Regions from separate parts of the Homo sapiens genome. Here region 1 is linked to region 2. A link is a loop called in an ENCODE intact Hi-C map of the cell type or tissue named here. Cell type or tissue: PC-3. All regions are shown on one strand. Each heading gives the region's core, and the rest is flanking DNA. Links, peaks and the distances in the headings are about the cores only.

What was found. A loop is a pair of places that touch in the nucleus more often than their neighbours do. Peaks named below come from ENCODE experiments on the same cell type or tissue, not always from the same donor. Only the 100,000 strongest peaks of a DNase experiment are listed, where the experiment ranks them.
Region 1: it touches region 2 in a loop (8-fold over the local background); 5 of 110 quality-filtered maps call a loop at or near these places.

What each region holds. Positions count from the first base shown.
Region 1 is chrX:104,474,650-104,492,205 of GRCh38, reverse strand. No RefSeq gene overlaps it. Among named protein-coding and RNA genes, the nearest start is that of IL1RAPL2, 83 kb to the left of the region's middle. In PC-3, for the core only: a CTCF peak has its summit at 9,219 (motif pointing left); no DNase peak of the experiment used is centred there.
Region 2 is chrX:104,918,243-104,926,242 of GRCh38, reverse strand. The region is part of intron 2 of IL1RAPL2 (interleukin 1 receptor accessory protein like 2); the gene reads right to left. Among named protein-coding and RNA genes, the nearest start is that of TEX13A, 300 kb to the left of the region's middle. In PC-3, for the core only: a CTCF peak has its summit at 3,899 (motif pointing right); a DNase peak (open chromatin) is centred at 3,922.

The DNA.
Region 1 (17,556 bases), core at 5,850-13,849, 440 kb after region 2:
TACAGGCAGAGAAAAAGGGAGGGGCCAAGGGAACAGCAATGAAAATGACCTGGACAACTGAGCCATTCTGCTTTGCCCTATGCATAGGGTTTCTGTGACTCTAGTGAAGGCAGAAACCAATTCTTGAATAGCCAATGCTTACCTTACGATGTAACTGAGAGTGTGTGAATGACACATATACCAACATCTAGCAGAAAGATCCTGACTTGAATATAAACAGATGCACTGGAGGGAAATCCAAGGAGGCACAGATAATCCTGCAATGTGAAGGGCAGATGCCATATTCTATTATCCTGGATTCTACTGGGCACGAAGATAGTTGAATTATTTTTTAACTCAACAAGTCCATATCATTTAAAGATTTCTGAAGTGGCTATTATTGGTGAAGAAGCCATGTTGCTATAAAATCATATTGAGCAACCAAAAATAGATGTGAGGTGGGAAGGCAACATTACAATTTCCAGGGGTGATATACATACCTGTATTAGTCTGTTTTCACACTGCTGTAAAGATCTACCTGAGACTAGGTAATTTATGAAGAAAAGACATTTAATTGACTCACAGCTCCACAGGCTTAACAGGAAGCATGACTGGGAGGCCTCAGGAAACTCACAATCATGGCAGAAGGCGAAGGGAAAGCAAGCACATCTTACCATGGCGGAGCAGGAGAGAGAGAAAGAGCAAGCAGGAAAGTGCAACACACTTTTAAACCATCAGATCTGGTGAGAACTTACCACTATCATGAGACCAGCATGTGGGAAATCCACTCCCATGATCCAATCACTTCCCACCGGGTCCCTCACCCAACACTGGGAATTACAATTCAACATGAGATTTGGGTGGGGACACAAAGCCAAACTGTATCAATACACAGGTCCCAGTCCTGGTGGCCTTTGGTGTGTATGTGTATGTGCATGTGCATGTTTTCATTTATGCTACCATCATAATTGCTCACTAGTTTTATTTATTTATTTATTTTATTTATTTATTTTTAATAAATTGTCTTTTTTGTGACTATGTATCTTTGGGTTATCAGAGTTCTAAATCCTCCATGAAAACTATTTTGGACTTCTCTGGTTCACATTAATCTCTTCTTTTTCTGGACTCAAATTGAGGGTGTGTTCAGAATCTCACAGTTTAGCACCTAGAACTGATACCTTAAGATCTGTGCATTTTTAATAAATAAAAATTGTATATATTTATTTATATATAATATATTTATATAATATATTTATTTTTATATAATAAATAAAAATTATATATAAAAATTTTATATGTATATAAAAATTTAATTATTTTTAATAAATAAATAAAATAAACTATTTATTTTAATAAATAAACTAGTTCTATTTATTTATTTATTTATTTATTTATTTTATTTTTATCCAAATTCCCATCCCTTAGCCCTATAGCCAAGAATGTTAACATGTTACTATGAATCTTTTTAAAATGTGGTTTTTCCAATATGTGTACTGTCATGTATAGGTTTTTGTCCCATTTATATTGAGATATATGTCCCATTTTTATTGAGATATATGTCCCATTTATATTGAGATATATGCAGTAAAATGCACAGATCTTAAGGTATCAGTTCTAGGTGCTAAACTGTGAGATTCTGAACACACCCTCAATTTGAGTCCAGAAAAAGAAGAGATTAATGTGAACTAGAGAAGTCCAAAATAGTTTTCATGGAGGATTTAGAACTCTGATAACCCAAAGATACATAGTCACAAAAAAGACAATAGATATAAAGTAATGAGGAGTTTAGGACAAGGGATCTCTCAGTGTGACTTTTTCCTATTTACTAATCTTCAATCACTCAATAATTAAATATTTATTCACTACATACTGCATTCCAAACTCTGTGAATATAGTGAAGGAGAACACGGACATATTCCCTGTCTTTATGTACCTTAAGGTCGAGTGAGCAGGACAAATATTAATTAGTCAAATAAATATGGATGGCACACAGCAGGAGAAGTACAGAAGATGGAGCACAGAACAGCGGGTATCTGAATAGGCTAAGGTCTCAGGGAAGGCTTTCTTGAAGAAAGGACACCAGAGCTTCCATCTGTGGAACAGGAGTTAATTAAGCAACTAACTCCAACTCAATTAAGTTAATTAATTAAAGGGGAAGGGAAGGAAGAACCATTTCAGATAGGAGTATCAACATATGCAAAGGCCCTGAGCCCAGATAGGTGGGAGCAAGGCAGAGCTGAGTATATGTAAGAAAGCCAGTGCATTTAGACAAAAGAGAGTGACAGGGACACTTTGTTGAGATGAAGCTTTCAGCGAGGACTTCCCTGATCACCCCACTTAAAATCACAACCTTATACTGCATCCCTTCTTTTTGCCCTCCACACTCCCCAACCTTCTTCATCCTGTTCTCTGTTCCTCTCTCCAAGACTGATCATTTGGGCTACATCAATAAGCTCCTTTCATCCTTCTAGTTTCCTGTTATGTTTGGCTAGCAGAGAAGACCAGGAGGAGATCTGAAATAGGAAAGACAGTCACCGTGTTTATTCATCCAACTCCCTCCCAACAGGGCCATCTAGGGCTGTCTGAGTCCCGTGGTCTAAGGTCCCAGTGTTTGTCAGAAGCTTTTCCATACAATCCTCAATCTCTCCTCGTTCTGGTGACTTCACTTTCCTCTTGATCTTTCAAGTCCTAGGTAACTGAATCCTGCTATACACTATATATTTTACCTTTTTGTTTCATCAATTTTCTGCTTCTTTCAACCAGAATGTCAAATCCATTAGAGCAGAGATCTTTCGCTGTTTTGCTCCCCTTACAAAAGCTAAGGATTTAATACGTATTTACTGAATGATCAAACGCATGCATGAATGTAGACGTAAGCAGGCACCATACCATGCAAGGTCTTGCAAGCAAGAGCTGAGGGTTTCTATTTTACTTATGTGAAAGGAGAAGCCATTTAAGAAGAATTTTATGCAAGGGAGTCAGGAAATGATTTAAGTTTTAAGATCACTGTGAGTGGCAATTGGGTGGGCACAAAATAGAATTTAAGAAGCCAGGTAAGTGGTCCTTGCAATAGTGCAAGTGAGAGCCTAGAATAAGGTGGTGGGGGTGGTAATGGTAGAGAAGAGGAGATTCTTCCTGGAGCATTCTCAAGCTATAGATCATAAATGGAACTTGTTCATTAGTCACAGTTGGATTGGTTTGTCTGGGAATGTTCTCAGTACCTCAAGCAATGATCTCAGCAGGACTCGCCCAGCATTGTCATGTTCTAGATATATTTGCTGGATTTTAGCCATTCAGACCATGTGGATAATTTTTTTAAATCCCCATTTGGAATCCTACTAGGAATGGAATTTTCACAAGGGCATAAAACCCTACATTCATTATACTCAAAACTGAGATGTCAACACATCTGAAGAGCTTCTGAATAATGTGACTTTAAAATAAGAACCTTAGCATTTAAAAATAAAACAATATAATACAGAAGCCATTAATCCAAATGGTAATCTACTATCTATGCTGTGGAGCCAAAAGATTAGTCTTTTTTTTTTCCTCTCCAGAAAATGTTCTACGATTCCATTAGCAGATAACATGCTTCAAAAAAGTGATTTCACATGTAGACAAATTCCAGTTCAGTAGCAAGCAATTGCATATCAATGTTTCTGAAATGGAATTAAAGTTTTAAAAATGATAGGAGTCCTTCTTTTGTCAGGGTAGATATTTAGAACATTTTTACCCAAGAGCTCCTTCAATATATTATCTATTACAGAAAAAAAATAGAATTTGACCTCGTCTATTATGCCAGGCAGGTTCAAAGGGCTTTTAGGAGACAATAAAGACTCCTAAAGTCCTTATTCCTTATGGATTACATTATTTTAGCATCTATAATTCCTAGATGTTTGGCATTTTGAAATAGTGATATTATACCATATTATTTAATGGGTCTTTAGAGTAGTTGGAAGACACCACCCCAGCACAGGCTTACTAACTAAATACTAGGTTTATGTTAGGATCCTACAGATGGTGTCAAACCCAAATAAGGTTCGGACAATCTACCAGTGGAGTTCAGTGAGATCTACGGGATAAATGTTACTTTGGGGAATTAAGGTTTAAAGCACCAATGCCATAATAAGAGGGTTAAAAGGAGCCAGGAAGGGATGGGGGTTAAGAATCTCACATGAAACAATCACAGTATCACTAAAGCCTAAATAATACTTCACAGGTGCTTGCATGAGAACTCTTCCCAATACATGCCAAGGATTATATTTGACCAGACCAAAGTGAAATGAGCAGAATATGGACAATGTGTATTTTTCATAACTCTAAAAAATACAATATTTTTATTGTGGGATTATGTTCCATTTCCTTTTTTAAAAAATATTGATTCTTTTATAATGGGCCAAGTGTGGTGGCTCATGCCTGTAATCCTGGTGCCTTGGGAGGCTAAGTGGGGAGGATCACTTGAGCCCCAGGAATTTGAGACCAGCCTGGGCAGCATACTGAGACCTTGAAGAAAAAAACTAGAAAAATAAATAAATAAAATAAAATATTGATTATTCTATGAAATGAAAATTTAAGCCAATGGTAGGTGAGTTTTGGTTTTTTAATGTCCTTACTTGGCAAGAAAAAATGAGGGCAACTCTATGCATTGGCTAGGGCACAGGGAATTTTACTAATTAGCAAAATCTAAATTTGGTGACCAGTGACCTATGTGATTTTTAAGATCAACAGATACTGAATGATCTACATCAAGGACAAATATCACACTCTCCTTCCTTTGAGCTCTCCTAGCATGTTACCTGGACAAGTACAACAGCACTAACAACCTTTGTCCACCTTCTTTATTTCATTAATGGGAAGTAAAGGAAGAAATAAGCTCTCTTCTTACCTCTTCCAGTGTGACACTGCATTTGATCTTGCCTCTGTGTTGGCCTTGAAAACAACTCAAAACTCCCCACCACAGAAGTGACAGTTTTATATCTATTCAGGGTGTATGTAAAGTGGCTGCCTGTGAAACCAGCCAAACTAATTACAAAGCCACTCATTCCACTTTAGCCTAGGTGGTTAGAAAGTGTTTCTTTATATTGAACCCAAATATTCCATCCTGTAATTTTGATCTATTTGTCTTAGCTCTATACACTGGGGCAACATAAATTAAAGTTCATCCTTCATTTACCTCAGAGGACAGCTAGCATGTCTACCTCACTCAAAGTATGTTTTTACCTTCAACTGCCATCATTGTTTCTCAGGACAAAATTTTTCAGCCTCTCTGAACTCTGAAATGAGTCTTCTTCAAGGAAGACTTCCGAAAACACTCCTCATGCCCAGCTCTCAACTCAGGTGTAGCATGACCAATTCTTAGTCATCCGTTGCCTCCTTTAATAGGAACATTTGCTTGAATTTGCTTTTACTATTATATTTTTCTGAATGTATGATGTATATTGAGCTCATGATATAGATACATCTGGAATCACTAGAACAATCTATTCATTTTTTATTATTTTGGGAAACACTATATACATTCATGGCACTAAGCATGACACTATGGGCATAGAGAGGGTATATGAATATTGAAAACATGCATCTTGCATTCAAATAGCCTCCAAAATAATTCAGAAATGAGAAACACTCAAAAGCATAACAATAGAGCTAACATTTACGTAATACTATGGGCCAAGTATGTGCTTATCATTTAAACATTTTAACTGTTTTCTACCTTATACTCCTACAAGGGAGGTGCTATTATTATCATCTCCCTGTAATAGATAAGAAAAGTAAGATATTAATAAGTTAAGTAAATTGCCTCAAATTATACGAGTAATACACAGCAGAGCTAGCACCAAACCCTAACAGTCTGACTCCAGAGTTAGAGCTATTAACCACCAAGCTGTAATGCAAAATACATGCATATAGAGCATAGCATTAAAGTTAGAACTCTACACTTAAATGCCAAGAAATGCAAGTAACATTCACGGCTACTGTGGGCTGCGAGTGCAGAGAGGGTTGTAGTTGTAGTTGTGTTTGAAGGAGTAGATTCTCAGAGAAGTCTTCTAAGAATAAATGAGTCTTGTGCCAAATCTTAAATGAAAAAGAACAGAGTTGATTGTCATACTTGCTATTCTTAACCTTAGCCATTTTAATACAGAAAAGACCTTAATAGGATTTGAAACAATTATCCCATGATAAGATTTTCTGGTTCTGGGCCTCACATATAAATTTGAAGCAATGCTGGCACATGGATTCTGCAGGGACACATAATTAAAAGGAAATAAGGTCTGATTTACAAGACTTTATGAAATGGACCATAAACTTTAGAAATTGGCCATAGCAGTTGGAGATGTAGTTAATCTTGTAGGATTGATGAATGAGTTAACTATTCGAAAGAAATCACTGATACAGAAATCAATGCATCTTGGATAAGACCCTGGGGGTAAGAATAGTAGGAAAGTCAGGGCCAGGGCCAGGGGTAGGGGTAGTGGCATAAAGTCAATTCCTTAACACTAGTCAATAGCAAATGCAGTGGGCTTTAATCATCACCAAGTATTATTTGAAAATAGCAATGAAAACCACTAGGTTATTTTTTCCTTTCAAAGAAGATAATGTATTCACTTAAAGTTGATGGAACTTATCTGGTTTTATCATCATTTTGATGCCCCTTATCGCAACTTATATTTTGTAATCCCTACATGGCATTACTCTTACTCTTTATCTTCTATTTGCAAATTTCTATGTTACACATGAGAATTTTTTAAAGAAAACAAAATGGGAATAACTGTTATCATGAAAATACAGTTCCATTTGCTTTTCAAATCATTCTTCTGTAAGTAGTTTGTATAAATAATAAAACAATTGCTTTTCATCAAACTCATGGTTTTGATCTTGGAGCTTTTCACTTCTTTTTAGCCAGCTTAGGCTAAAATTAACTATGAAAACTAAAATCTCAATCACTTTATGAAGCTATTCATGGTATGTTCTTTCACTGATTATTAGCATATGAAAATGTAACTGATTCAGTAAAGAATTTCTCTTAAAAAAAAAAGCAACCATTAGGTTTTTAGTCTCTTTGGGGCTAATTTATGCACTGAATATGTTAAAAGAGAGGTGAACATCCAGCATCTAGCACAGCATGGCTATGTTTCTACTATAACAACAAGAGCAAACATTCCAATAAAAATGAAAAATTTCAATTATCCAGGGGGCTTCAAATAACCAGACTACTTATGTCTTTTAGCACAACCTCTTGGCTAAAGTTTATAATGTTATCTGAGTTCTTCCTGCTCATGCTTGTTAACCAAGCACTTGGAATCTGTGGTAAGTTGTATTGTTCCTCATGATTGCATGGACACATCTTGCAGTCCAGAGCTTAAAAGGCAGAAACTTGCATCCCAGAGTCTAGCATAAAGTTGATCTCAGTAGATGAGGATGAGGAGAATGTGAGTATATCAATGTGTCCTTCAAGGCTCTAAGGAAGGGGGGTTGTCCAATCTTTTGGCTTCCCTGGACCACTTTGGAGGAAGAATTGGCTTGGGCCACACATAAAATACACTAACACTAACAATAGCTGATGAGCAAAAAAAAAAAAAAGAAGTTAAAAAATCGAAAAAAAAATCACATAATGTTTAAGAAAGTTTATGAATTTGTGTTGGGCCACATTCAAAGCCATCCTGGGCCACATGTGACCTGCAGGCCACCAGTTGGACAAGCTTGCCTAAGGGATCAACAAACAAGCACCAAATTGACCAAGTAAAACTTTATACTTGCACAGATTTATACACAGGGAATGTACATTTAGGCATTTTCTTTAGTCATGTCCCACAAATAGCACTGAATGAGAAATGCTCAACCAGAACTTATAAAGTCCAACAAGATTCCCATATACTGTGCAAGCTTCAGGACAATACCATCAAAAATCTAAGCAACAGACCAGGCAAGGTGATCCCAGCACTTTGGGAGGTCAGGGCAGGAGGATAGCTTGAGGCCAGGAGTTTGAGACCAGCCTGGGAAACATACCAAGAACCTGCGTCTACAAATATTTGTTTAAAAATTTTCCGGGCATGGTGGCACATGCCTGTAGTCCTAGCTACTTGGGATACTGAGGTGGGAGGGTCAGTTGAGCCCAGTGTATTAGTCCATTTTCATGCTGCTGATAAAGACATACCTGAGACTGGGCAATTTACGAAAGAAAGAGGCTTAATTGGACTCACAGTTCCATGTGGCAGGGGAGGCCTCACAATCATGGCAGAAGACAAGGAGGAGCAAGTCACACTTTATGGGGATGGCAGCAGGCAAAAAGAGAGATTGCGCAGAGAAATTCACGCTTTTAAAACCGTCAGATCTTGTGAGACCCATTCACTATCACAAGGACAACACAGGAAAGACCTGCCCCCATGATTCAATGATCTCCCTCCCACAACATGTGCGTCCCTCCCACAACATGTGGGAATTATGGGAGCTACAACAAGAGATTTGGGTGGGGACACAGAGCCAAATCATATCTCCCAGGAATTCGAGATTGCAGTGAGCTTTGATCATGCCACTGCACACCAGCCTGGGTGACAGAGTGAGAACATGTCTAAAAAAAAAAAAAAAATCCAAGGAACAAATATTTATTGAGCACCTACTACATCCTAAGTTTTGTGCTGAGTACTAGAAAATCAAGACATGATTCATTTTCTCAAACCAGTGAAGAAGACAGACAAGTAAATGAGCAACCGGTGACCACCTGTGCTAAAGCCAGTTATGCAAGGGCTGTATTGTGGAAGCATGCCATAATAGGATTCAATCCCAATCCACATAGACCTAAGCATATCTGTCCCTACATCCTCTGGGCACTCTCCACAAAAAGAGAAAAAACCCACCAGGGAAGAATGTTCCTGCTTGGTCACACCTATGAGGTGAATCAGTTCTAAGTAATTTCTTACAAGATGGGGGCAGAGATTGGAGGTTACAAAAGCAGACCATGAATGATCAATAAATCACATTTATGTTACATATGATTATGATACAACTGTGTAAGTCATATTAGACTCTCCAAAATGGTTACCAGAGTCAGATACAGTTGTTAGAAATTCTCCTGCACTGATGTTATGTTCAACAGATGGTGTTATTCAATTTATATTTCAATTAGAAGTTAACCATATTCCAAGAAAGGTGAACTTATGAACTTCAGCTTTAAAAAAAAAATCTTTATCTATCATCATCTGGACAAAGTTTGCTAGTTCCCTTTTAACCGTTAAGCTCATCTCAGCCTAAGAAAATTGCTGCCACCTACTGATAAGAATGAAAAACAAATTCCCATCCCACCCACACACAAATCACAATAACAATAATAATAACAAAATTCGCAAAGAGATCAAATTTCCCATGCTGCAACTTACAGTTAATTCTTTATCTTTTTATTTATTTTGTCCTTGTTTCCTTCTTGGAGGAATTTTACTTATGGAAAATTGGCCTTTGTTTTGGTTTGTATTTTTAGGTTAAATTAAGTCAAAAATCCTCAGCCAATTATTTGCTCTTGGTGTCATTGCTGAGGAGTTGAACATGGGTAAAAACAGAAAGCTGTGCCTTTCAATTTTTTAATCCATATTATATATATATATATATATGTGTGTGTGTGTGTGTGTATATACATATATATATATATATATATATATATATATATGGAGAGAAAGCAACATGGAGTAGTCGAAAGATCAGGGGCTTTGGAGGTGCTTAGATGTGGGATTGAGTTCCACCTCCACCACTATGTCATTCATTCAACAGCTATGAACAACACACATCTACTATATGCCTGGGACTATTCTAAGACTGAGTTAATGAATTTAATAAAACCTCTGCCCTCATGGCGTTTCCATTTTAGCCTAGGAGAAAGACAGTAAACAAGGAAACAAATTAATTTCAGATATTTACTGGTAATGGCTGTGAGTGGAAAGAAAACAAGGTAGAGAGATGGAATCTAAAAGAGAAGTCCTATTTTAGATAGAAAGCCTCTAACAAGGTTTGTAACTAGCTATGTAACAAGAGGCAAGTCTCTAATCTTTCAGGGACAGTTTTCTGACCAAGGAAATGAGGATAATAAGAGTTCTGACCTCATAAGATTATTGCGAGTTAGAAATAATATGTATAAAGCATCCAGCATATCCCCATGATATTATAGCCATAAAATGAATGGGTATTGTTATTATTGTTGTTTTGTTACTGTTATTAAACTATGAACATAATGGATATCAAATGCTCCAGGAAGTCTAATAGCTTTTTTTTTTTCTACTCTAGGAATGAATATTGAGCCTTTTAGTATTTTAAGAACAATGTTTGGATGTAATGTGATTTTCTGTAGGACAAAATATCTTTTCTTTCTAGAGATGGAGTCTTGCTATATTGCCTAGGCTGGACTGGAATTCCTGGTCTCACGCAGTCCTCCTGCCTAAGCTTCCCAACTAGCTGGGACCATATGCACATGCCACCACGCCAAGCTCAGAATATTTTTAATGTAATTCATTCCTCTAATTCCATGGTACTCCTCTGAGGCCCTGGGTGACTCTAGACCTTTCCCACAGCAGCCAAATGACATGACTATTTTCTCAGCTGGAAAATTCTGGCATGAAGGAGTGATCTTATGTGTGTACTGTCCTAGAATGTGAGCTCCTCTCAGTGTCTGTAGCTGTATATGTGCTACAGATTGCATTTTACAAAACCTCATGCATGAAGCACTCTGATTTCCACCCCATTCCTTCTCCCTTCAAAGGATGCTCTTTTGTCAGGAAAAAGCAAATCACTAAGATTAACAAGCAAAGAGCCAGCTGATGCTCAAACCTACCTTTTCTCTTTGTTCCTCTGACCCTGACCTGCCAGTGTGTTTTCTAGTTTGTTAGGTCCCCTTGGTCTGTGTGGAGGTCAGCTTCCTTCCTCCCTTCCCTAGCCTGAACTTGGTATTAATCTTCCCTTTCTTTTAACTTGGAACCTATGCTGTATTTTACCTTCACTGCTGCCTAGTATTTGAGACTCCCTAACCCTCAGGCAGAGAAATTTAACAGAAACCAGTTTTAAATGAAGAACTACTTTCAAAAACACTGACTTCACATTGTCTCACAACACAGGCAGGTGGGGGGGACAAATGTTATTCACCACACTTTTAGATTGGAAATGAGGGCTTGGGAAGTCAAATGAACTGCAAAGGTGACACAGCAAGTCAGTGGTAGTACCTATCACTGTTTCTAAACTGGGTGAAGAATTTCTGAAACCAGGCATATTTCCATACAGATAAAATGAAGTATTAGTCAAAAATTCTAATATAGAACACTAGTTTTACTTTCCTGACTGACAGCAGCAGAAAGGTAGTATAGGTAGTGGTTAAGAGCTTTGATGTCAGAGCCAGACTCACAAGGTATTGGTATCGTAGCTCTGCCATTTTACCAGCCATGCGAACTTGAGCAAGAGACTTCACCTCTCTGTGCACCAGTTGTTTCATCTATAACCTGAAGGAAATAATAGTAACACTTCATTGTATTGTGGTGAGGATTACAAGTAATGCATATTTGTTCATACCAATGACTAGCATATAGTAAGAGCTCAATACATGCTAGGTATTATTATTGCAGGGGCTAAGGTTCTAATATTTCCAGTGTTGATTTGATTTTGTCAAGGCATATTCTATATTAAAGAGATCATTTCTGGTCCTTGGTTCAAGTCAGTTTAGTTCATCAGACTGTAACTATAGTTAAGGGTCTTTGTTCAATGGTGAACATTTCAGTGGTTGTTCTGTCCATATCAATAAATCTATATGAAAGGGCTGGAAGCTTACAATGACTTAAGCTGTGAACAACATAGCAAAGCAAAATAAGGAGGCAACACTGGTGACATAGCAATAACTATGTAGTGAATGCTGAGTTCGGGGAAGCCTCTGAGCTTTGGGGTCACTGGGGTAGAATTTTATGGCATAGCTCTTTTAAGCAATGGTGGGTAGGTGTCAACCTGGCTACCAGCTGGAAAATCACCTCAGAGGCCCTGGACACCAGTACATCTGCTCAGATGCCATGACTGTCTGACATCTGAATTCCTGGGTACTGATAGGCAAGGTAATAGTACTCAGTTTTAGACATACCACAGGTCAAATCCTAGTCTCCCAAACATAGCTTCCTATAACAGGCTTTGAGTCCAACAAGAATGTTTATCCTATTCCCCAATTATGTTATGAAGGTGCCCACAGTGACTAAAAGACCAGGACCGTGCAAATCAAATTCCAATTCTTCATACTGCTTCAAGTACTCTTACACAATAGGAAAACATTCTATATTTGTTTCAAGGGGGATATATTTGCAATGCATTACCACAATGGGAATTTCTCTATATGGTGCATTTATGCCAGGTGAACTTCCAAAGGGAATTGCAGCTACAGTACCCAGAGAGGTGCATCTGCATGAAATTTACTAGGTGGGAAGAAAAAGTCTTCATGGCATTCTCCCCAAAGAGGAATTTCTATAACCTTTTTCTTACAGGCTAGTAATAAGTATCCATGCAGGAGAATATTGCTTGGATACCCCTGACAAGCAAGAATGTTTTTTATCCTGGCAAAAAATATGGAGGATAAACTACAGGTTTATCCTTTGTGCTAATCCAGGTGCAATATTTCAATTGCTTGAGTGAAGCTAATGGAAAAGTGTCAATAAAGTACTCAAAGACTACAGAAGAAGTACTCAAAGAAGAAAACAGTAGATCTTAAGGTAAAGACAAAAGACAGGTCTTCAGGGCTCCTGGCCACTTAAACTGGTTTCAGTCTCCAGGAAACAGATGAACTTTTGGGGTAACTTTCTGCTTAACTCAAAACTGGGAAGATGTGCCTGTTAAGAATGATAGTATCCTACAGATCATGGTTACTAATAATGAATAAACAGAATTAGATTGGCATTCTCTTATTGTGGTAATATCTATTCTTTTTTATTAAATAATATATATAAACAACAACAATAATACTAATAATTAGCCTTGAAGACAGAAAATGAAACACAATCCATTTATTTGTGAGGCTCAGTAAACATGACTCTGAGTTGCCAGTACTGTCCAAAACTGGTGGCCATGAGTTAACTGAAGGAAATCTAGAAAGAAGAGAAAGGTCAGCAGAAATTTCATGGTGATTGACAGGCATTAATCAGGGAATGTACTTTTATCTCTGACTACATGTGATAGCTCTTGTAGTCAGATATTCATTGAAAGGATGTGATGGATGTATCTGAATTGCTTATCTAGGAACCTCCATGTTTTTCTCTGTGAAGCTAATGGTATGAGCTTTAGCAGCAGCCCAGCTGGGTGCAGGATGACTTCAACAGGCTCAACACAGATACTAAAAAGATAATCAATGCATAACATTAATATTTGCATAACATATGTGTGAAAAGAAAACAGGTTTATTGAGACAAGTAAGGGTTTCATAGAAAGGAGCCAAAAATATGCGTTTATTCTCCCAGTAACGTGGCTTGGCCTATTCTTCTGTTATTCCTCTCAGTGATTCTCTCCAGGGATGTGGTTTGATCTGCTGACATCTCACTTTTGAAATCCTTGCTCCTGTTTTCCATTATTCCTTTTCCAGTCTCCATTATTTTCTCTGCCATTCTAAATGTTATTCCTTTAGTTCCCACAACTCTCTACCATTTCTGGTGCTCTGTAGAGTACACCCCTTCTAAGATTCCTCAAGGTGGGGTTCACAGTGCACTTTCCCAAGTTGCCAGGAGTTTCACTTGGCCCCAAACATTCTAAGGAATCCTTTCCTCTCTACCAGGATGATCCACTAAAGCAGACAGCGCCCCTTTGGCTCAGCTTTTTTCCACCTGGAATGCCATTCTATCATTGTCCCATTTTTTACACAATAGTAACACAAGTTCATTTATGTTAATGGTTAATGGGTTATTCTATCTCTTGTAATGTATTGTATTTTTACAGGAAACTTTTTTGAGATAATATTGTGGTCCCCAAATGGTTCCCCCAATAATAGAAATAGTAGGCACCTGTCAGGCCAGGGAGAGATCCTTCAGGTCAGGAGAAAACTTTGAGGTAAGACAATGGCATCCAGATCACATCATCAAAAGTATCCAACAGTAGGATGGTTCCAGATCACAAGGCAGCTGCAGGTTAGCAATTCTTTTGCTGTATCCATCACTGAAAAGCAGATGGCAGAATATGAGAAGGTGCACCCAAGCAAGATGAACTATGAACTGCACAAAGCCAGCTGACACCTGTCCCACTGAAAATAATTCTCTGTTTTTTAGTAAAAAACAATTATGTTTTCATTCCCTCCACTTGTCAGCAAAGGGATTTAGGGGTAAAGGAATGTCCAGCTAGGAGTCTTGTCAGTTAAAGGTTACACAGAAATACATACAAAGCATCTTGAAAATGTTGCTATGATTCATGATGATATTTATCTACAAGATTGAATATATGTATAGCCTGGTCCCTTGAATGTTAAGATTATAGTAGAAGCTCTCACAGAAAAACCCTGAAATCTCAATAGCTTAACACAATAGAAGTCTTACTCATATGAAACCCAATATGGATATTTCTTTTGGTCAGAGGGAGTCACAGTCATTCAGGCACACATGCCAGTGGAGGCCGTCAGTTTCACCACAATGATTCCAAGGTCACTCTGAGCATCAACATCTAGCAAGCAGATGGGAGAAGAGAAACAGTTGGGGGATGTTATGAGACGTCCACCCATAATTTTGGCGTAAATGTGACAAAACTTCTGTCCATATTCCATTGGCCAGAACCCAAACAGCCAAACTTCACTGTGGAGATGAGGAAATATAGACTGTGTTACTAGGAAGAAAAGAAAACGGAGTTGGTGAACAATTAGCTCATCTCTGCAACATATCCAATTCTCATTCTCACTTCCAGTAGCACTTCATGAATTTCCTCCAACTACTTCTTCTCCAAGTTCTTCCCACCCTTCCATGCTCCAATCATACCTTTCCTAGTCAATCACATACATTATGTGCCTCTCAATTTTCACAGATATTTTTAGCCTTCTGCTTCCCAAAGGATAGTTTAGAGATCCCCAGCAGCAGAATCAGTTAGAGAGCTTGATAAAACGCATAGTCCCAGGCACCACCCACAACCTGAAAAACTGGGACCTATGGAGTTCAGTAATTCAGAGATCTCAGGTGATTCTAAAGCACACTCATGTATGAGATCACTGACCTAGAAGGCTTGCAGTCTCTGGTCTTGATTATGCAAGATTACAATCTTTCTCTAAATTTTTTCCATCTCCAAGTAATCTTCAATAAAATCTTATCCTTTCTGTAGGCTGAGAAAATGATTTTTATCTCCTATTATTTCCCCACAGTGTCTAATGCCACACTGGGCACATAATAGGAGCTCAAAATATATAGCTAATTTATTGTGGATTGAACAATAGAACAGATAGCTGCTAAGTAAAATGCACTAGATAAAGATGATCTTTCAAACTGAAAAGGTAAAGACTCAGAAAGGATATGATGAGAGCCCAGAAAATCATGAATGGTGAAGTTAGAAGAAATAAGAACTAAATCATTTGTTTCTAGCAAGACTAGAATTTGTCTCCCCTAGCCCAACAACAACTTAAAAATCACATTCACAAAAAGGTGAAGAGAAGCAAAAAGATGAACTACTCTGCACCACAATTAATGAGCGCAAAGAATTTCTTCCCTTCAAGAAGATAATGTATACATAGCTTAAATATAATTCATTCACAAAACTGTAGGACCAATACAGGACATTGATAGAATCTAGTAAGCAGGAGGACATCCCTAACCTATGAGAGTTTTGATGTCACTCACAAAAGCCATACCACCTTCCCTTCAACTAAACCCTTGTGCTTATATATACATACATACATACATATATATATATATATATATATATATATATATATATATATATATATAAAACCTTTGTTAACACAATGAGGAAGACCTTTTGCAGGGGCAGAGTTGCGGCAAAATTGAGCAAATGCTGTGTAACCAACCATACACAGTTAGACTAGGTCACTAACCCATGCACTATGTGGTCATGAGCTCATAAAAATAAGCCGCAGGTACTCTGGCCATATTTCCAGTGTTCAGCTCCACTCCTCTCTCAATTTTCCACTATTCTTGCTCCTGTTGTCCTGCTACCCTGCTCCCTTGCTCCAAACAAATTCTGCCTGCCTGTGAGACTTTGCTTTCATCTCCTGTTTCTGGTTCTGCTCTCAACCTTAGTACTTAAAATATGAGCCCAGCCTTCTCTGGTTTTAATTTTGAGCATTCAATAAGTTTAAGACTCCCATATCTTCTCACTCTGGCAACAAAACCTTGTAAATCCCAAACCAAGCCTGGAGGCCCTGGTCCTGGCATGCAGTTGGGCCCACATCAGCTCCTTAGAAGGAAGAATAAATCCATTCCTTTGGCAACAGAACATTGGGAAATTTCCAGATATTACCCTGTTATTCCCTGCCCATTCTAAAATCACAGAATGATGATTGCTATGAGGCAATATGTTGTTGTCCCCTGAACTTGTCTGAATGGGGAGTGTGGGTGGGGGGATGACAGAGGGGAAGGAAAGAATGTTTGGCTCTTTAACATTGGCAAATCTGTTTAATCTCCTGGTCAGGGGCCAGTATAATCAGGGATTACACAAGTACCACTTGCAAATATGACAGCTTACATTTATAGGATGTTTATTTAGTTTCAGGCAGTGCTAATTTACATTATATAATTTACATTGTCTAATGGTCTATTTTCTAATTTCATCCATTCAACAACCCATGAGTAGGTACTATCATCATTCTTTCCAAAAGAGGAAACTGAGAATCCAGAAATTAGATAACTTGCCAAAGTCATGCAGCTGAGAACTGGCTGAGCTGGATTTGAACACAGACTTGTTTGACTTCAGGGACCACATAACGACTACACTATAACTGCTAACAGACACATCATTGATATCAGTGGAGGGATTTCACATTGAAAAATTCCAAGGAGTCATTTTTAGTAGGTCTATTTGGCCATGACGTTTTCTATCAGTGAACATAAGCTTCCTGAAAGCACAGGTTTCATGTAATCTGTGCATAGAAATTAGAAAATTGATATTACAAACTTCCTACAATGCAGGACAATGGGAGAGATGTTACTGCCTGAAAAAAATTTAAGTTTCAGATATCAGGTAATGGGTGGAGTTGGGAGTGGAGTTTGTGTGGAGGGGCGAGATGAAAGAGAAAAGGATTTGGGCACTGTATCTCGAAAAGGCTTAACCCAGAGTTTCAGAGAAAGTAAATCTTCAAGGGCACTGAGACCACATTTAGCACGACAGGATGAAATTTGACATAGCCTAGACTTTAATATGTGGAAAGCGGGGGAAAGCCAGATAAGAGAATACAACTGACACACCATGAAGGTTCTTAATTGGGAATATATAAAATGCCTTTATCAAAGATGGGATAACAGTTTTGAAATTATCCTTAATGACTTTTGTGAGTCAGGCTCTTAAAATTTTACCAGCTCAACAATGGAATTATTACAGTATTTGCTCCTAAAAATGTGTCTCCAATTGCTTTAAGAACTTCTTTTAATCCTAAAGTGA
Region 2 (8,000 bases), core at 1-8,000:
TGTTTGCAGGTTTGCTTCAGACATTGGAAATGATTTTCTAACAGGATTCTAAAGATTTCTATCAGGGTAGTGACCAGAGCATAACATTTTTATTTCACCCAGCACTCCTTTGATGGAGCTAAGTACACTGCCAGAAAATATTTGTTGCTCATTTGTTTTCAGAGGATTGATAATGATCACCCTCAGCTTTGCTGTTGTTGGTGTATAGGAATGCTAGTGATTTTTGTACTTTGATTTTGTATCTCGAAACTGCTGAAGTTATTTATCAGCTAAAGGAGTTTTTGGGCTGAAGCTATTTTTCTAGATACAGAATCATGTTATCTGCAAAAAGGGATAGTTTGACTTCCTTTCTTCCTATTTGCATGCTCTTTATTTCTTTCTGCTGCCTGATTTCTCTGGCCACGAATGTCAATATTATGCTGAATAGGAGTGGTGACAGAGGGCATCCTTGCCTTGTGCTGATTTTCAAGGGGAATGTTTCCAGCTTTTGCCCATTCAGTAGGATGTTGGCTATGGGTTTGTCATAGGTTGCTGTTATATTAAGGTATGTTCCTTCAATACCTAGTTTATTGAGAGTTTTTAACATGAAAGGATGTTGAATTTTATTGAAAGACTTTTTTGCACCTATTGAGATAATCATGTGATTTTTGTCTTTAGTTCTGTTTATGTGATGAATCACATTTATTGATTTCATATGTTGAACCAACATTGCATTCCAGGGATAAAGCCTAGTTGATCGTGGTGGATTAGCTTTTTTGATGTGTTGCTGGATTTGGTTTGCTGGTATTTCATTAAGGATTTTTGCATTGATGTTCATTAAGGATATTGGCCTAAAGTTTTCTTGTGTGTGTCTCTGCCAGGTCTTGGTATCAGAATGATGCTGGCCTCATAGAATGAGTTGGGAAGGATTCCCTCCTCGATTTTTTTGGAATAGTTTCAGTAGAGATGGTACTGACTCTTACCTGTATATTTGGTAGAATTTGGCTGTGAATCTATCTGGTCCTGGGCTTTTTTTTTTTTTTTTTGGTGGGAGACATTTTATTACTGATTCAATTTCATTACTCATTGGTATGTTTAGGATTTTTATTTCTCACTGGTTCATTCTTGGAGGGTTGTCTTTTTTTCAGGAATTTATTGATTTCCTCTAGGTTTTCTAGTTTGTGCACATAGAGATATTCATAGTGATATCTGATGATTCCTTGTAGTTCTGTGATATCAGAACTACACCTTTAACATTAAATGTCACCTTTATCATTTCTGATTGTGCTTGTTTGAATCTTGGTTAAACTAGCTAGTGGTGGATCAATTTTGTTTTTTCTTTTAAAAAACCAACTTTTAATTTTGTTGATTCCTTGTATCATTTAATTGGTCTCAATCTCATTTAGTTCTGCTCTGATCTTTGTTATTTATTTGCTTCTGCTAGCTTTGGGTTTGGTTTGTTCCTGCTTTTCTAGTTCCTTGAAGTGTGACATTAGGTTCTTAATTTGAGATCTTTCTACCTTTTTGACGTAGGCATTTAATACTATAAACTTTCCTCTTAGCACTGTTTTTATTGTATTCCAGAGATTTGGTATGTTTTGTTTCGATTTTTATTCATTTCCCAAAATTTTTTATTTCTCCCTTCATTTGTTGTTTACCCAAAAGTTATTCAGAAGCAAATTATTTAGTTTCCATGTACTTGTGTAGCTTTGAGAGTTATGCTTGGTAATAATTTCTAATTTTATTCTACTGTTGTCCAAGATGATACTTGATATGGTTGCAATGTTTTTGATTTATTGAGACTTACTTTATGGCCAAGCATATGGTCAATTTTCGAGAGTGTTCCATGCACAGGTGAGAAAAATGTATATCCTGCAGTTGTTGGGTAGAATGTTCTGTAAATGTCTGTTAGGTCCATTTGGTCAAGAGTCCAGTTTAAGTCCAGAGTTTCTTTGTTGACTTTCCTGACAATGCTAGACAGGTCATCAAGGCAGAAAACCAACTACCTTGATGGCTTGTCTTGTGTTGTCACTGGAATGTTCAAGTCTCCCACTATTATTGTATTGTTATCAGTGTTTTTTCTTTGGGTCTAGTAGTATTAGTTTTGTGAGTCTCGATACTCTAGTGTTGGGTGCACATATTTTTAGGATACTTACATCTTCTTGCTGTATTGAACCCTTTATCATTATTTAATGCCCTTCTTTGTCTTTTTTTTTTTTACTATTGTTATAGTGTGTTTTAATCAGATATAAGAATGGCTACCCCTTCTCTCATTTGTTTTCCATTTGCATAATATATATTTTTTCCATCTCTTTACTTTGAGCATGTAGGTGTCTTTAGACATTTGGTGGGTCTCTTATAGGTAGCAGGTGGTTGGATCTTATTTTTTTTTTTAAATCCAACTTGCCCGTCTATATCTTTTAATTGGTACATTTAGGCCATTTATGTTCAAAGTTAATATTGACATGCGAAGTTTTGTACCTGTCATGGTTTTGTTTCCTAGTTACCTTAAGTCTCAACTGTGTAACTGCTTTATAGGATCTGTGAGCTTTCTACTTACATGTGCTTTTATGACGGTAAGTATCATCCTTTTGTTTCCATGTTTATCACACCTTTGAGCATTTCTTGTAGGACCAGTCTAGTGGTGACAAATTCCCTTAGCATTTGCTTGTCTGGAAAATACTTTCTCCTTCATTTATGAACCTTAGTTTGGCAGGATTTAAAATTCTTATCTGGCATATTTTTCATTTAAGGAGGCTAATAATAGGCCCCTGATCGCTTCTGGCTTGTAAGGTTTCTGCTGATAAGTCCACTGTTAGTCTGATGGGATTTCCTTTATAGGTGATTTGTATTTCTCTTTAGCTGCTTTTAAGATTTGTTCTTTCACATTGATGTTGGATAGTCTGTTGACTATATGCCTTGGCAATGTTTCTCTTGTATAGTGTCTGTCAGGTGTTCTATGAATTTCTTAAATCTGGGTGTTTGCATCTCTAGGAAGATCAGGGAATTTTTCCTGAATTATTCCCTAAAATACGTTTTCCAAACTTCTTATTATTTTCTTCTTCTACTTCAGGAATGCCTATAAGTTGTAGGTTTGGTCACTTTACATAATCATACTTTTCTCGAAGGCTTTGTTCATTTTTAAAAATTCTTTTTCCTTTGTTTTTGACTGGGTTAATTCAAAAGACTGGGCTTCAAGCTTGAAATTCTTTCTTCTGCTTGGTTTAGTCTATTGTTAGAGCCTCCAACTGTGTTTTAAAATTTCTTCAGTGAGTTTTTCATTTTCAGAAGTTCTGTTTGTTTTCTTTAAATATATGTATCTAATCTTTTATCTCCTCAATTATTTTTCTGATTTCTTTGTGTTGGTTCTCCACTTTCCTTTGTATTTCACTGAGCTTCCTTAAAATCCATACCTTGAATTCTTTATCTGGCATTTCCAAGTTTTCATTTTGGTTAGGATCCATTGCTAGATAGCTAGTGTGGTCCTTTAGGGGTGTCAAAACGTTATGTTTTTTCATGTTGCTGGAGTTCTTGTACTGGTCCCTTTTCATGTGTAGAAGCTGTCACTTTCTATTTTTAAACTTACTTTCATTTCGGTGGGATTTTTTTCTTCCCCGCTTGAGTGTGTTACTGTTGTGTATGTTGGGTAGAGTCCTTCGGCTTTGCTTCTTTGTGCTTTTAGGGCACCAACACTCTGTATTAATTCATTGATTATAGATAGCCTTACTGTAGTGGTTTTCTAAGATGCTAGTTGTTTGTAGGTTGTTGTAGTGGTGTGCTGTGCCACACCAACAGAGATGGAGAGGTGGAGGCCTTGGGAAGCTTATCTCATTTCCCAGCACTGTGTGCTTCTTTCAGCAGCGATTACATTAGATTACGCAGTTCACCCTAGTGGCCAGTAGGTGGCGATAGCAGGCAAGAACCAGCTGAGCACTGTACAGTGATATTTGCAGTTGTGATGGGTCATGCAGTTTGCTGTCCCAGCCAGTAGATGGCGATTGCCGAGGACAGCATTTGCGCTGATGGCAGTGGACTTTTTACTTGGCCTTTGTTGATGGGGGAAGTACTAGGGTGTTCCTGAAATGGGCAGGGTATGGGGCTCCCAGGGGTCCTGCTCCACACTCTACCACCAAGGTGGCTGGAGGGGGCAAAACTGGGCAGGGCTGGGTTGGGCAAGCCCACAGCCAGGCTCTCCAAGGCAGTCGTAAACACTTACCTTCGCAGGGGTCTAGGGGCTGCTCTCGGGCTACTGGGACAACCCTCCAGTGGGGGGTGGCGGCGCCTCTCCTGTGCCACAGAGCACGCTCAGGGTAAGAAGGATGCCAGGGGTTATCAGCCCAGCAGGCAGCCATGGGACCCCACCCAGCTGCTGCACCCTGGACTTGGGAGATCTCCCTCCAGTATTCAATGCTGGCAACAGGCCCAACTGACTAGACTAGTCCCAAGCAATCTGTACCCAGATTGCCAAGCCATTCCAGGCATTCATGATACTCCCTGAGGCAGAAACCATGGCTATCAGGCCACACCCTTCCTGGCCCGGTCTCCTGAAGGGAGTTCCCATGCCATTACATGAACCCGAGCTGTGCTCTTCTCTTATTCTGACAGTGAGGGCTCCTCCCCTGCTAGAGATCAGGCTACGAATCTCATTTTCATCCACCTGGATGGTGTGCTCAAGTCCTGGGAAACTGGGACAAGGCCAGCGGATTTGTTCACTGGCCCCTCAAGGTCAAGGACCACATGTGACAGGGGGGTGAACTGCACCTAGGCCATCAACAAACCACCTAGGCGGGACAATGGAGGCTATGTTGTTGGCCCCTCCCCTGTGGGAATGGCCAGACCGGCAGTCTTAGGAGGGTTTAGCAGATGTGGGATTTCATGCTTTGGCTGTACCTCAGCCCCATGGCAATGGCAGTGGGACCTGTCTTGGGCATGTGAGCATTCCCTGGCCCTGTTCTCTCCAAGCCTAGCAGACAGCAGGACCTGTAACAACTTAGGGCAGGATGCAAAGCTCTGGGGTGGGGGTGGGGGAGCTCAGAGTCAGCTTTTGCTGTCGCTGCCTAGCACACTGAAGACTTTTGGGCTCTACTAGGGTTCAAGCAATGTGTCTGTGTTATCTCCAGGCAGCTCCCTCTGCCAGTCCAAAGGTCTGAAGGAGTCTGGAGGAATTCCTGTAGCTAGGAACTCAGAGATCCACAGTGGGAATATGGTGTCCCGGGGTTTCTTCCCTCAACACTTCCTTGGGAATGGCACCGGTCTGGGGGCCAGTCCTGGTATCTCACAATACCAAGCAGGCAGCCTCACTTCATCCCTCTTCAACCAGGGTGTCTTCTGTCACTTCTCTATTGAATTTCAGTGTTTTGTCTCAAAAGATCTGGTCAGAGTGTGCAGGTATACTCAATATTTTGGTTCTTTTCCACAGAAAAGGCACCTCCCAGCTGTATCTAATCAGCATCTTTAATCTCTCCTTTTTTAGTGTTTTTAAAATGTATGTAAATGGACTCTGTCTTAATCTAGCATGTTAGGCCATTCTTACATTGCTATAAAGGAATACCTAAGACTGGGTAATTTTTAAAGAAAAGAGTTTTAATTGGCTCATGGTTCCGCAGGGTGTACAAGCATGGCACTGGCATCTGCTAGGCATCTAGGGAGGCCTTTGGGAGCTTTTACTCATGGTGGAAGGCCAAGCAGAAGCAGGCACGTCACATGATGAAAGCAGGAGCAAGAGAGGGGAGGGGAGGGGAGGGGCCACACACTTTTAAATAACCATATCTCACGATAACTCACTCAGTATCACAAGGACATCACCAAGTGATACAGGATCTGCCCCTATGACATGATCACCTCCCACCAGGCCCCACCTCTAACACTGGGGATCATAATTCAACATGAGATTTATTAGAGGGGACATTAAAAAAAGCACAGCCTGAGGCAAAATCTTATGTGTTGCTACTACTATTTGGTAGTGTAATCCCAGTGTTGTAGAAGTAAGGGGAAAGAAAAGGTGAATCAGGGGAAAAAGTGTTAATAGGAAAGTATGATCCTGAGTTGGCCATTGCTTGGTATCAAGCACAATTGATTGCTTGATTTCTAGGGACCAGTTGCTTCGAGACTGTATTTACTACTATAACTCAGTAAAGTAAATATTGGGGAAGAGGAGGAGAAGAAATGATCTGCCAGCAATAGTCTCCATTGGTCAGAGTCTCCCCATGGAGCATTACATCCCTCACACTTCTGAGTTGTGTAGACAAGGGTGCTGAGCCAGTCCAATGGCCTCTTATGCCTCAGTGGCAATAGAGAGGCCTCCATGCAGGACATACAAGTCACACAAAACAGACATGAAGCAAGATTGTACCCTTGTAAAGTCAGTCTGAGCCCAAACAGAATTAGTCCCTACAAAATTGGCTTGGGCAGAAAAAGCACCTGGGCTGGGCGCAGTGGCTCACATCTGTAATCCCAGCACATTGGGAGGTCGAGGAAGGTGGATCGCTTGAGGTCAGGAGTTTGAGACCAGCCTGGCCAACACAATGAAACCCCATCTCTACTAAAAATACAAAAAAAAAAAAAAAAAAGTGGGTGTGGTTGCAGATGTCTGTGATCCCAGCTACTCGGGAGGCTAAGGGCAGGAGAATCACTTGAACCCAGGAGGGGGAGGTTGCAGTGAGCCAAGATCGCACCACTGCACTCTAGCCTGGGCGACAGAGTAAGAGACTCTGTCTCAGAAAAAAGAAAAAAAAAAAAAAGCCAGGCGTGGTGGCTTACACCTGTAATCCCAGCACTTTGGGAGGCCAAGGCAGGCAGATCACCTGAGGTCAGGAGTTTGAGACCAGCCTGACCAACATGGTGAAACCCTGTCTCTACTAAAAATACAAAATTAGCCAGGTGTGGTCGCACATGCCTGTAATCCCAGCTACTTGAGAGGCTGAGGCAGGAGAATCGCTTGAACCCAGTAGGCAGAGGTTGCAGTGAGCCGAGATCACGCCATTGCACTCCAGCCTGGGCGACAACAGCGAAACACCATCTTAAAAAAAAAAAAAAAAAAGAAAGAAAAAGTGCCCAAGAGTCCCCAGAGTCTTGTGAGGCCAAGAGGACCTGAAGTGTAGCATAAGAGTTGTCTAATGTAGTATCCTATGCTGTGTATCCTTTGTAACTTATTTTTTCATTAAATGTCATGCTTGAAACATATTCATGTTACATACGTAGATCTAGTTAATTCTTAATGTTCGTCCTCTTATGAAGAGATTATCATCTATGAATTTTCCTATGGATGGCCATTGAGCTTCTTTCCAGTAGTTTGGTTCTTTTCAAACCATATTCATTAAATCCCTAAAGTTTTGTAAAGGTGGCTTAGGGACCACAGAGGAGCTCCATAGGCTATCTTGTTCAAAGGACATCAAGGCTTTAAAAATAAATTTGAGAAACAATAAAAATTAATACCATCAAGAATAGTATACGGGCTTCCAGACCATGGTCCAATGAGCTTTGTAACACAACAGGATACTCAACTAAGATTTTGCCTCCGTTAATTTTACTCCATTTTGTCCTCTATTAATTTTATTTCATATTGAGAATTACTAGTCAGAATCCACAATCTTATGATCCCTGAGGTATCAGCAAACAAGTTCTCTTTCTTACATTTTGAATAGTGATAACTAAGTTAGCAACAGAAGTTAAGACCATAGGTTGTGGAAGTAAAATGCTAAGGCATGGAATAGATGCAAACCCCCTTTGCCCTGCACCTCTCCAAATGTTAAATAAATGTATTAAATATAGTGTGTTAATGTAACCCCATTGGTCCATCATAACCAGAATATAGTTTTTCAGCTCCTCCTCTACTTTTTTGTTTTTTTTCCAGTTAACATGCCATGATTATGACAAGTACATGATCACTTGTTGATGAATGAGGATACCTAAAGTATACACATAGTCTTTCAGTTCCCCTTATGGCCTTTATATGTGGCTAGGGTGTGATCTCTGGTCATGAGACAGAGCCAAGGTTACTATAGTAGGAAACCAAACCTGGA